2 separate regions of the Homo sapiens genome follow, and region 1 is linked to region 2. The links are chromatin contacts, found by Hi-C or POLR2A ChIA-PET in ENCODE. All regions are on one chromosome and are shown on one strand. The core of a region is the stretch at or near the end of the contact, and the rest is flanking DNA. Distances in the headings are between cores, read along the strand shown.

What was found. Hi-C counts contacts between places; a loop is a spot of excess contacts on that map. ChIA-PET counts read pairs that join two places held with the same protein, here RNA polymerase II (POLR2A). Pooled maps may share reads with other maps.
Region 1: a map with no recorded cell type shows a loop between it and region 2 (3-fold over the local background). The contact joins two enhancer-like sites. A Hi-C loop is called at or near these places in 2 of 37 single-sample maps with no recorded cell type and 1 of 50 pooled maps. POLR2A ChIA-PET finds 5 or more read pairs at or near these places in 2 of 52 experiments (OCI-LY7 and activated CD4-positive, alpha-beta T cell).

The regions. Positions count from the first base shown.
Region 1 is chr2:144,468,177-144,473,354 of GRCh38, reverse strand. All of the region lies in intron 2 of ZEB2 (zinc finger E-box binding homeobox 2), which reads left to right. Among named protein-coding and RNA genes, the nearest start is that of ZEB2-AS1, 49 kb to the left of the region's middle. Within about 2 kb of position 3,405, at least 2 of the 41 ENCODE cell types and tissues checked have a DNase peak (open chromatin) inside an H3K27ac peak, as active enhancers do.
Region 2 is chr2:144,213,582-144,218,842 of GRCh38, reverse strand. All of the region lies in intron 2 of QTMAN (queuosine-tRNA mannosyltransferase), which reads left to right. Among named protein-coding and RNA genes, the nearest start is that of QTMAN, 120 kb to the left of the region's middle. Within about 2 kb of position 2,407, at least 2 of the 41 ENCODE cell types and tissues checked have a DNase peak (open chromatin) inside an H3K27ac peak, as active enhancers do.

The DNA of each region.
Region 1 (5,178 bases), core at 2,156-4,655, 250 kb before region 2:
GACACTGGCTTTGGCAAATTCAATACCATGACATAAAACTACTCATTTTCCCTATCTGCCTAGTTTTCCATTGCAGTGGGAAATACCACCCTATCGTGGACCTCCCAACCAGGAACCCCATGGTTATTTTTGTCTCACTGCTGTCTTTCTCACTCCCCACAACCAGTCTGTTACCAACCGTTGCTACTTTTTCTTTGCCAATGTTTCCTGAATCCACCCCTTTCCTTTCCATTCTCATAGTTGTGGTCTTAGTCTAGGCTTTGGCCTTGGCCCATGGGGACTTTGCAGCCTTCTTTCCCCTCTCCCACCACATTCACATATCAAATTCCAGCTTACTTTATTTAATAACACTGACAAATTTTTTTTTCTCTTGTCTATGTTTTTGGTCCATTCATTCTCTCTGAGCTCCATTGAGACTGCCAGCTGCTCTCTGGACTGGCTTCTAATGTTCACTTCATACATGTCACCTCTTCATCCAGCTACCTCCTAATTGTTCCAATCTTTTTTTCTTTCTTTTTGGAGGTAAGCTCTTCTGGTACTTCTTTTTTTATCGTTCTCACACTTCTTCAGAAACTCTTCTCATGGTATACATGTTCCTGGTACACACCACTCAAGGGCAGATTCTGACACTTTCTTTCGGTAGTCCATCCGTGCTTCCTTTCTGATGTAGCAAAGTGTCCTCTTTGTGAGCACGCCCAGGTTCAAAACTTCCATTTCCACCACTTGCTACCTATGACATTGGGCAGTTACCTGACAGCACTTCACCTCAGCTTCCTCATCTGTAAAATGGATTGTTGTGATGAGTAATAAGATCATTTATTTAGAGCACTGCTGGCACACAGTAAGCACTGTTAACATGTTTGCTATTAGTATTATTATCATATCTCATAGGACTCCCCAATCACACCCCGCTTCAATCACCATCATGCTGTATGCCATATTATCCTTGCATGTAAATTTTGAGGACCACATAACTGGGTTTTAAAAATCTGGTTCTAACAGTAGTTTATGTCTTAGAAATCAGGGCAAAGTTAATCGAAGATACCTAATATCAAACCAGGTAAAGATGAAGACTTTAAATGCTTTTTGAGGATGATTATAAAGAACATTATGATAAGAATGATGATGATATGATGATGATGATGATGATGATGATGATGAAGAAAACATGACCAAATGCTTCTTTGGGTTAATACTCTGCTTATAAAACGAAGTGTCCAGGAAACATACAGTATTCCTCCTGAAATTAGTTTTTTTTTCCCATTAAATGGAAACATGTTATGCATAAGAACATATATTGTGCAGTATGCATGAGATTTATTTTTCAGAAAGCAGAGAAATGGCAAGAATTTTAAGTGTTCTACATACTTATTTAGATCTCACATCAGGAGATAAAACAAATGAAAACTCTGACTTGTTAATAATTTACGTTTTGGTGGAAAATTCATACAAGCTGTTAAGATACCTCTAAGACCCAACACAGAAAATGCAAATAACATATATCCACTGTGCACTGAAGAAAATTTGTCTGAAAAGAAAATAACATCAATTAAAAAAAAAAAACACAAGTGATTTCAAGGGAATGTTGACCACATTTACAGGGCTGTAATTGTGCTTATTAATTTTAGATGTCTCTTTTGAAATATTCGTGTAAATGATCTCTCCACTTACCAGGTGTTTCTTACAGAAAGTCCACTGGGCTACCTCACTACCTAGGAGGTGGCTTACAAATAGGGGATTTCTTTTTAGAAAGCCACACCATTACTTTTCTCTAACAGCTTATGCAAAAGTTTTGTGGGGGAGGGAAAAACCCAAGCCAAAAAAAAAAAAGAAAGAGAGAGAGAGAGAAGAGTGTGCATGACAATAACTACCTCTGTCCCTTAGGTTTTTGTTCTTTTCATGTCATGGAACTTTTTAGCTGTGCTGCCTGGGTAACTGCTCTGGAAGGTTGGAATATCTGTTGTTGAAGGAGGTTTGTGATTGAGGGCCCTCTGACACAACCTTTTGTTGCATTGAGGTGTTTGATCCTCTTTCCCTTTCTTCTAAAACCAATCCCATCCCTTTAAAAAATGGATAACCAGCACTTCTTTTACTTATTGTCAGCTTTTGGAAAGTTACTCTGGGGGTTTGTAGAAGTTTAACTAGTTAACTCTTTGCATGCTGATGTCCTGTCGCTAAATATTCTTCTTCTTTCTAAACAGGAAGGATTTTAATCACTTATATCAGGTAACTACCGCTGTTATGCAGGCATAGCAAGTGAAACATATTAAGGTCCAGAAATAAAGCATTTGTGTTCAAGGTCTTCAAATGTGAGAGTGATTCAGGCTTTGCAATGAGACACATCCTTATTTTCTTTTTGTCCTAGAACCGAAACATGTGAGAGTTATGACTCTGCCACTTGAAAAAACATGATGATATACTAATTTTTCATTGAAGAACAACAGGCTTTGGTAATAAGTAAATGCAAAGGGTTACTTCAGAACTGGGGTACATAACTGAATGGCAACAAAGAAAGAGAGCCTTAGAATGAAAAGTGTAGGGGTCTTGTTCCAGTCTGCTGACTAGATGCTGGAATATTTTTTTCCCAAAAGAAGGGACACAACCCAGGCTCTAGGAAAGAAAAGAAGCTTAAGTGGATTATTTAACAAAAAAGCAACTTATGGCTTCTAGATAGTGACCTACATTCTGCACACAATAATGATGTTTTACGGTGGTGATAGGGTTAATAACCTAACATCATTCATGTAGTGTTTTTTGAAAATTGAATTTTACTGCTACAAAGTAAATGTAACAGCCCTCTGGAGACAATATTACAGGCACTTTATTGTTTGCTAAGCTGATGTCATCTTTCTACAGACTGACTTTAAAACAAAGGCAGAACATTTATTACAAATATCACTGTGTGAAAGGAAATCTACTGAAATATTGTTTAGAAGGTGAGCTGATAAAAAAGTATTAATACTTGGCTTTGATCATCTTGTACTATAAAGTTATGACTTCAAATTTTTTCTCATGTGATCTCTATTCAAGGCAAACTTCATCCTGGCAATTCCTACCTGTGTCTCTAACATTATTTGCCCTCAAGTTGAAACATTTGTTTAAGATTCATGCGTGTTTTAAATACATTTTTACTCTCTAAGGCAATTTCTTAACAGAGTTGATGAGTTTTTGAGAGAGAGAGATTAAATAGCATCTTTCAGAGATAATATATGTATGATTTTAAAAACAAAGTATGGAGATTAAGCTGTTTAGTTTATATAATGAACTTTCAAAATCACCTGTAAGTGGTGACTGCAAAGTTTGCAATTTAAATAAGCTGTTTCAGGCACTGCCAAGCAAGCATTCTGCATCACAGGTTGCTTGCAACTCAGAGGGTTTGGTCTCTGTATCTGATGCACGTGTAATACAGCGTGAAGTTGTTTGTGGATCACACAGGAGCTTCTTAGAGCTTCATTTCCACACTGTAACCCTTGAAAATGTATCAAATGAGCAGATGCACTTGGCTCTTCCTTAAAAGGCACAAGTAATTTGTTTGTAAATCAGTTACCTTTCAAGAAAAGTTAAATTAGGGGGAACTCTTGTTTCTTTGATGTTTTCCCTCTTAGAAAGCCAAAGAGCAAATTAATGATCATTTTGAAGTAATAATGATAATGAGGAAAATATAATTTAGTGAGCTACACTATCCCAAAATAACTTTTTCAGGTACAGCATATAAATAACAGCCCAAAGGACTAAAGCAGCCTGATGGTGTTTTTCTAAGAAAATGATTTACTGCTCTGCCTTTGTCTCTGAACTCTGGTTAGAAGGAAAACACAGGTCAAGGAAATTGGGTTAAGGGAAAAAAAGCCTGTTATGGGCTAGGTGTAGAATTGTATGAATAGTGACTAATTGGGAGTCTGTAGCACTCAGATCAGTGTGTGCAATGCTCAGTACTGGCTGATGGTATTTATATCAGTCAAAAATGAAGCTGGATACATCTTTGCGTGCTCTACGAAGGCAGTGTGTTAGTTGGTGAATTGGCCGTGACCAGGAGAAAGCTACCAGTAGTACTATGATTGTGACTAAACCAAGAACTGAACTGCAATGTTTTAAAAATTTATTTTACTAATAAGTGTACTTCTGTATAGAAAAATCATTTTTAAAAAACCTTACAACTATTTTGAAACATTTTACTATAAGCCTGCCTTTGATTTGTTTGGGAAGCTATTTTATAGTCACTCAATTCATTTATTGTATTTGACAAATATTAGCTACTTACCATGTGCCAGCACCAAAGGTTCAAAAGTGAGTCCTCACAGAGCCTTACAGATTAGTGTCAGAAAGAACTGCTTGGCAAGGGTAAGAGTGTGACACATTGTGAGTATTCAAGAAATGTTTGTTGAGTGACTGATAGAATGAATTGAGGGATGATCAAGGTAAGTCCTCGATTTGATATATGTACAAGGAGGAACTAAGAGTTTCCCTCCCTGAACAGGTCAGAAAGGACATGCTTGAGCTGGCCTTAAAAAAACACCTGAGTGGCATGTAGCATGTGAATAATGAACAGGAATGAGCCACTGGTGGTAGAAACAGCATCCCAGAATATGCTCTGAGTTTTAGCAGCACAGCCCATTTCTGACCCCTGCATGCCTCAAAGCCACTTTAAGAATTTGGTCTTTGCCCTTCTGTCCTCACCCCCTGTTGTACTGTAATACACGCAAACATGTGTGTGCATGTACACACACATGCACACACACATGTGCTAACTCCATCGTTGGAATTCGACTGTCCACCCCTTCAAGAATCAAAGCATCTCCTAAAAAAAGGAAATGGCATGCCTGTTCCTTACTTGTATCCATAAAACTCACATTTGAGTTGTCTATCATGAGACCTCAGTTTTTTGACCAAACATTGTCCTTAAGCATCAGACACATAAGAAAAACTGGAAAGAGGAACAGGTAATATTTAAATCACCCACTATTCTTGTAATGAAAGGATTTTTCAAACATCAAGATGAAATGGTTTTATCAAATTATTAAAGTTTGCTTTTTGTGTCCAACTTAGCAACAAGTCATGGATGGGACACTCAAAACAGGCCAATTTGGGACAGTTCCAACTGTAGGAGGCCTTGTGTCATTACCTCTATAAATGGAATCGAGCTTCCCTTCTTCTGCAGCTATACATTTTCTTGCCTTTGAT
Region 2 (5,261 bases), core at 1,158-3,657:
TAAATCCAGTCTAAATCCAGTACCTTATACTCAGTGACATTTATTTCATCTCATCAAGGGAATGCCACCCATGTTTGCTTGTGTTACTGTACTTCAAATAGGACGTTGAGAATATTTGTATGTTAGAGTAACACTGCTATTTCTGTTTCAAAATTAACTGAAAATGTGTCTCCCACTTGGGGAGGGAAACTTCTCAATAACTTTTGTAGTTAATATGGATTAAGTTATTAAAACATGTTTGAGTATTCTTAATCAGTATAGTTAAGAATATGTTAGTCATCTTATTTTAAACTCATTTGGTGTGTATATTTATAATTACCCTGCACAAACTCAGTCTGAGTTAAATGTTGGCATAGAAGCCAGTGTAGGGTAGCAAGATAATGTTTCTGTCCAATAAAAAATGCCAGTGTAATGATTAAGCCAGTGGACTCCTTCCAGGTCATAGACATGATTATTTTTGAATTAAACATTCTTGTAGACTCCAGTCAGGTTGGGGAAGATGCTTTGCCATGGCATGGAACATAGTTTCTAAATCCCTCAGCAGGGCAGACAATTTTCCTTAGATTGAGGGGTGAAATTTTAAATAGAATTAGATGCCACCTATTATATTTACATGGTAATACAATCTGTACATAAAATTCTGCCTATGAGAGTAAATAGTAATGAGTGATAGGAAGAAGTAATTTTTTATGTCTGATAATAGTACAACTCTTGAATGAATTAGGAAGAAATCGTCACGGCCATTGCTAAAGGGTTTTACGGTTCATTGACTCAACACACATTTATTGAACACTTTCTGTTTGCTGAGTGCTAGAGATAACAATGGTAAGCAAAACAGACCTAGTCAAGTGTCTCCGTGGAACTTAATGTCCAGTGGAGATATTGACATTAAATAATTACTTGTATAAATATATCCTACGTGTGATAAGTACACAGAAATACTACAGATTGTTTTGTCAAGAGAACCTTGACTTTGCTTGATGGTAACAGTAGTAAATTTTTGAGCTAGACTGAATGCGGCTACGTGGCTGACTTCTTCACCTTCTACTCCAAACCTTTATTGGCATGTGAATCTTCAGTATTGTTTTTTTTTCCCCCTCCAGTCCTAGTTCTTAAGACCTATTATTCTATCAAAAAGGTGACTGTCCAGTGCTGAGGGGTAAAGAATAAGGGTTATATCTTCAGAGGAGTTATGATTATGTTGGACTCTGGGAGGAATCCCAAGAGATTCTAACAAAAAAATTGAAGTATTTCACTATATGATATTCAGTTACTTATATTATTGATGTCTTGGTTTTACAAGTGAGGAGGCATTATTAAATATTGTATGCAATTAATATATTAATTTATAGTGACATTTATATTCCACAAGCATATAAAACATATACCGTGTTATATATATATCATTTAAATATTAATAATTATTAAACATTTTTATTTAATCCTAAAACTCAAAGACTAGAAAATGGAGGGTTTTTTTTAACTTATATTGTATCCTGTGCCTGCAGTGAAGTATAATGGGATGCCATGTGAATATGGAGTTGGAAGACCTGGATTTTAGTCTTGCTGTCACTTACTCTATGATGCCGATATTCTTTATATTTTGTATTCTGTAAAAGAAAAGTGGTTCAACAATGGTATCAGCACTCCTTGCACCTATTATTCTGAACACACCTTGACTTCTCTGCTTGGGCATTCGTATCCGAATGGGTCAGGGAGCCCAGTTTTCTCCCACTGAGCTGGTTTACAGCCCATTTCAAGAAGGTGGAAGACTTCTGGAGAAAAGCCATCTTTGAGAAGGAAATACATTATTCATCTTGTCAAACTTTTATAAAAAGAATAATTGTTGGCAGAAAGTATTTAAAAATGTCTTTTTTTCTTCTCTGTTAAATAAAAGCCTAATTACTAAATGTGGAATGGGCTCTCTAGATTGATGGTGAGGGAATTGGCTTCTTATCCTACTTCCACTTCTCAAATTAAACTAGGATGATAATAGATCAAACAGAATAAGAAACTGCAGATGATTTTCAAAATTTATGAAATTTACAAATATTCTCTTAGGCCATTAAATGCACTTTGGCCTAGAATTCAATTGCTTATTCTGTTTCTCCCATCTCTTTAATCGGTGTTACTTCTCTTGTATTGGTAGGTTAAAATAAACACATATCTATATGGAAAAAATTATTATTTCCCATAAATTCTGCTTCTGTCAACAATAAAAAAGAATCAGTATTTGAAAGAGAACATAATAAAATGTGTCCAGATATACTTGCTGCTTGATTTAGTTTAGACTTCAGGAATAATAGGAAATCATTAGTATCAAGTACAGTGCTGTCTGACACTTGTTGCTGAGAACCTGTGTTAAGTGAAACCAGTGTTACTTTCAAGGCAGAAGAAAGCAACTTCCTGTGTCCCCCTGATTTTCACTTCAGCTCCAGAAAAACCTAGTTTGTCTGCTGTGTGTCAGGTCCTGAGACAACTTTCAGGAAAATAATAGCATAGCTCCCAGTTTTCAGATTTTCACAGCTGCATGCAGAAGCAGAACGTGTGACTACAGTGAAACAAGTATAATTCTACTATACAGAGTATAAAGGAAGTCATATTTAGGAGGAGTTCAGGGAAAGGCTTCATAGAAATGGTGATTCATGAGCAGAAATTTTAACAAAAGTTCATTAGTTGAACAGAGAGAGAAGGCTGATGGAGGTGAGATAAATGTGTGAAGTTATAAGAGTCTAAAACAGCTCTGGGAGTGTGGGTGTTTGGTATTGCTACCAAGTAGAGTCTGGGGAAGTTGGGGAAAAGGAATTGAAGTGGGAGAAGGCCAAATGTGGCTGTAGTGAAGAGAAAGGAAGGGGCCAGGAAATGAGTCTTAATTGCCATGTGTTGGGCCTTGGATTTTACCCTTAGGTGATTTAAGGTTTTTGAGCATGTCATTTTATGGTCACATTTCCATTTTGGAAAGATTATTTGTGATTAGCTTAAGGAGAATGGTGTGGTGGGAACAAGATTGTATGGTAGCATGGAGACCTACTTAAAAGGGCAATGCGATACTTTAAATGAGTGGTGAGATGATATTCCAGTGCAAAACTTTCTATTGATTCATAAATATGCTGCCACATTTGTGAATGTTGGCAAATTAAAAATATTTGTAGTATTCAGTAGAACGAATTCATTGCTGCTTTTATAGTTTGAAATCATTCATGGAATTAATAGCATTAAAAAATTGAAAGAGGGTTAATATTTTGTCAGTGGAATTAAACCACTCAGCTTCTCACAGAAAGAAAAATCTTGTAATTTTTTAATATAATGTGGAATATAACCTCACAATAATATATTGAACTTTTAATATATACTTATCCAGTTATTTGTGGAAATTGTGCATATTTGAAAACAAGTACATGACGTGCTTAGTACATGCTAAGTACTCAGTAACTATTTGCTGAGTTTGCATTTGATGCTTGTGGAGTTTTAACCAAGACACTTTACTAATTCAAGTCCTGGAATAAGTTACTAATATATGTGTGTGTGTGTGTATATATATATATGTGTGTGTGTGTGTGTGTGTGTGTATATATATATATTTTTTTTTTTTTAAAAAATAAAGACAGGACCTCACTCTGTCACTCAGGCTGGAATACAGTAGCACAATCATGGCTCACTGTAACTTCAAACTCCTGGGCTCAAGTGATTCTCTTGCCTTAGCCTCTGGAGAAGCTAGCATTATAGGCACACACTACCACACTCAGCTAATTTTTAAAATTTTTTGTAGAGATGGAGCCTCACAACAGCCCAGGCTGGTTTCAAACTCCTTGGTTCAAGCAGTTCTCCTACCTCAGCCTCCCAAAGTGCTAGGATTACAGGCATGAGCCAGTGCACCCAGCCATGACTGATACTTTTAAGCAGAAAGTTGAATTCCAAACCAACAAAAAAAGAAATGTTTTTTAGGGAAAATTAAATTATCACAAATACATATAAGATGCTAACTTTGCAAAGAGCATATATTTAAAAGATCATTGCAATTCATATAATTGGAAAAGCACATTTGAAAATAGCTTTAAATTTTCTCACAGAAAGTATGGCGTATGAGTTTTCCTACCAAATCTTGGTTTCGATGCATGAATTCTCAGTTCTTAGTCTCTACAACAAGACACAAAAATCAGAGGAAGAGATTAGCATATCCATGGCATTGAGGGGGGTATACATTATTAGCTTACCACATCTTTGTCAGTTTGAACCCAGAATTAAAGCGAAATGTTGCTATTTAAGTACATATGGTAGTACACAACTACAACATAAATATTAGACTGTATGTCTCCTAACCAAATAATGGAATAATGATCAGTATCCATCAAGTGTTAGTTATCTGCAGTTCAGACTAATGCTCCGGAAGCAGATTCATTTCTATTAGCCAAACTTTGTTTAAATTTATGTAGAATATTTTCAGTGCATAGAGTTTTATGACTGCAAAATTATTACTTTGCATTTGATACCAGATTATATTTCAGTTTTTAGAGGTTATATTCAGGTTTTAGAGGTTAAGATGAATTTGCTATGCCTGATTTTTATAGAAGAATTTAAAAAAATAACTTTTTTGTAGAATATATTTATCTTGTCTCTTTTTTCCCATATGATAATTGATTGTAGTACATTACTTTGAGGAAAGTTGTTTAGCAAAATGTATTTTTACTTCACACTCTTAATAGATTCTGTTAGGGGAATCACTGGTCACATGTTTTAAAGCAGAGATCTTTTCATGCTTATTTTTACTATTTAATGAGATTTCAGGTATATTTTAACAACTTGGGGTTTCCGTGATGAATCATTAAAATAAGTGAGTGGGCTGGAAGGTAATACTAACTTTTCTCACCCCTGCCCTATTTTACTCTGCTGGGTTGTTGGTTGCTTTTTATATAGAACCTGGGTGTGTTGGTGGGTGGAGGTGCAGAAGGGAAGGAAGAGAAAGGGTCAGTAAGAAAATACCAGGTAAACTTGTGATGACCTACTGAGAAATACCGCTCAAGTTTCACTTTCCCCAAAGTAAACCATTTAGTGTTTAAGCCCATTGTTTTTTGCTTTAACAAGCTTAAGTTTCCAAATATTGCATATAGGTAAATCAAAACTATATTTTCAACAATTGATTGAAGTTTTAAGGTATCAAGCCATATGTGGATTAGCCTGTGGAATCAATTTCTCATGTGTGTGGGATCAAAACCGTTAAAACCATCATCACTGAAACTATACCTTCCTACAACTAACTAATA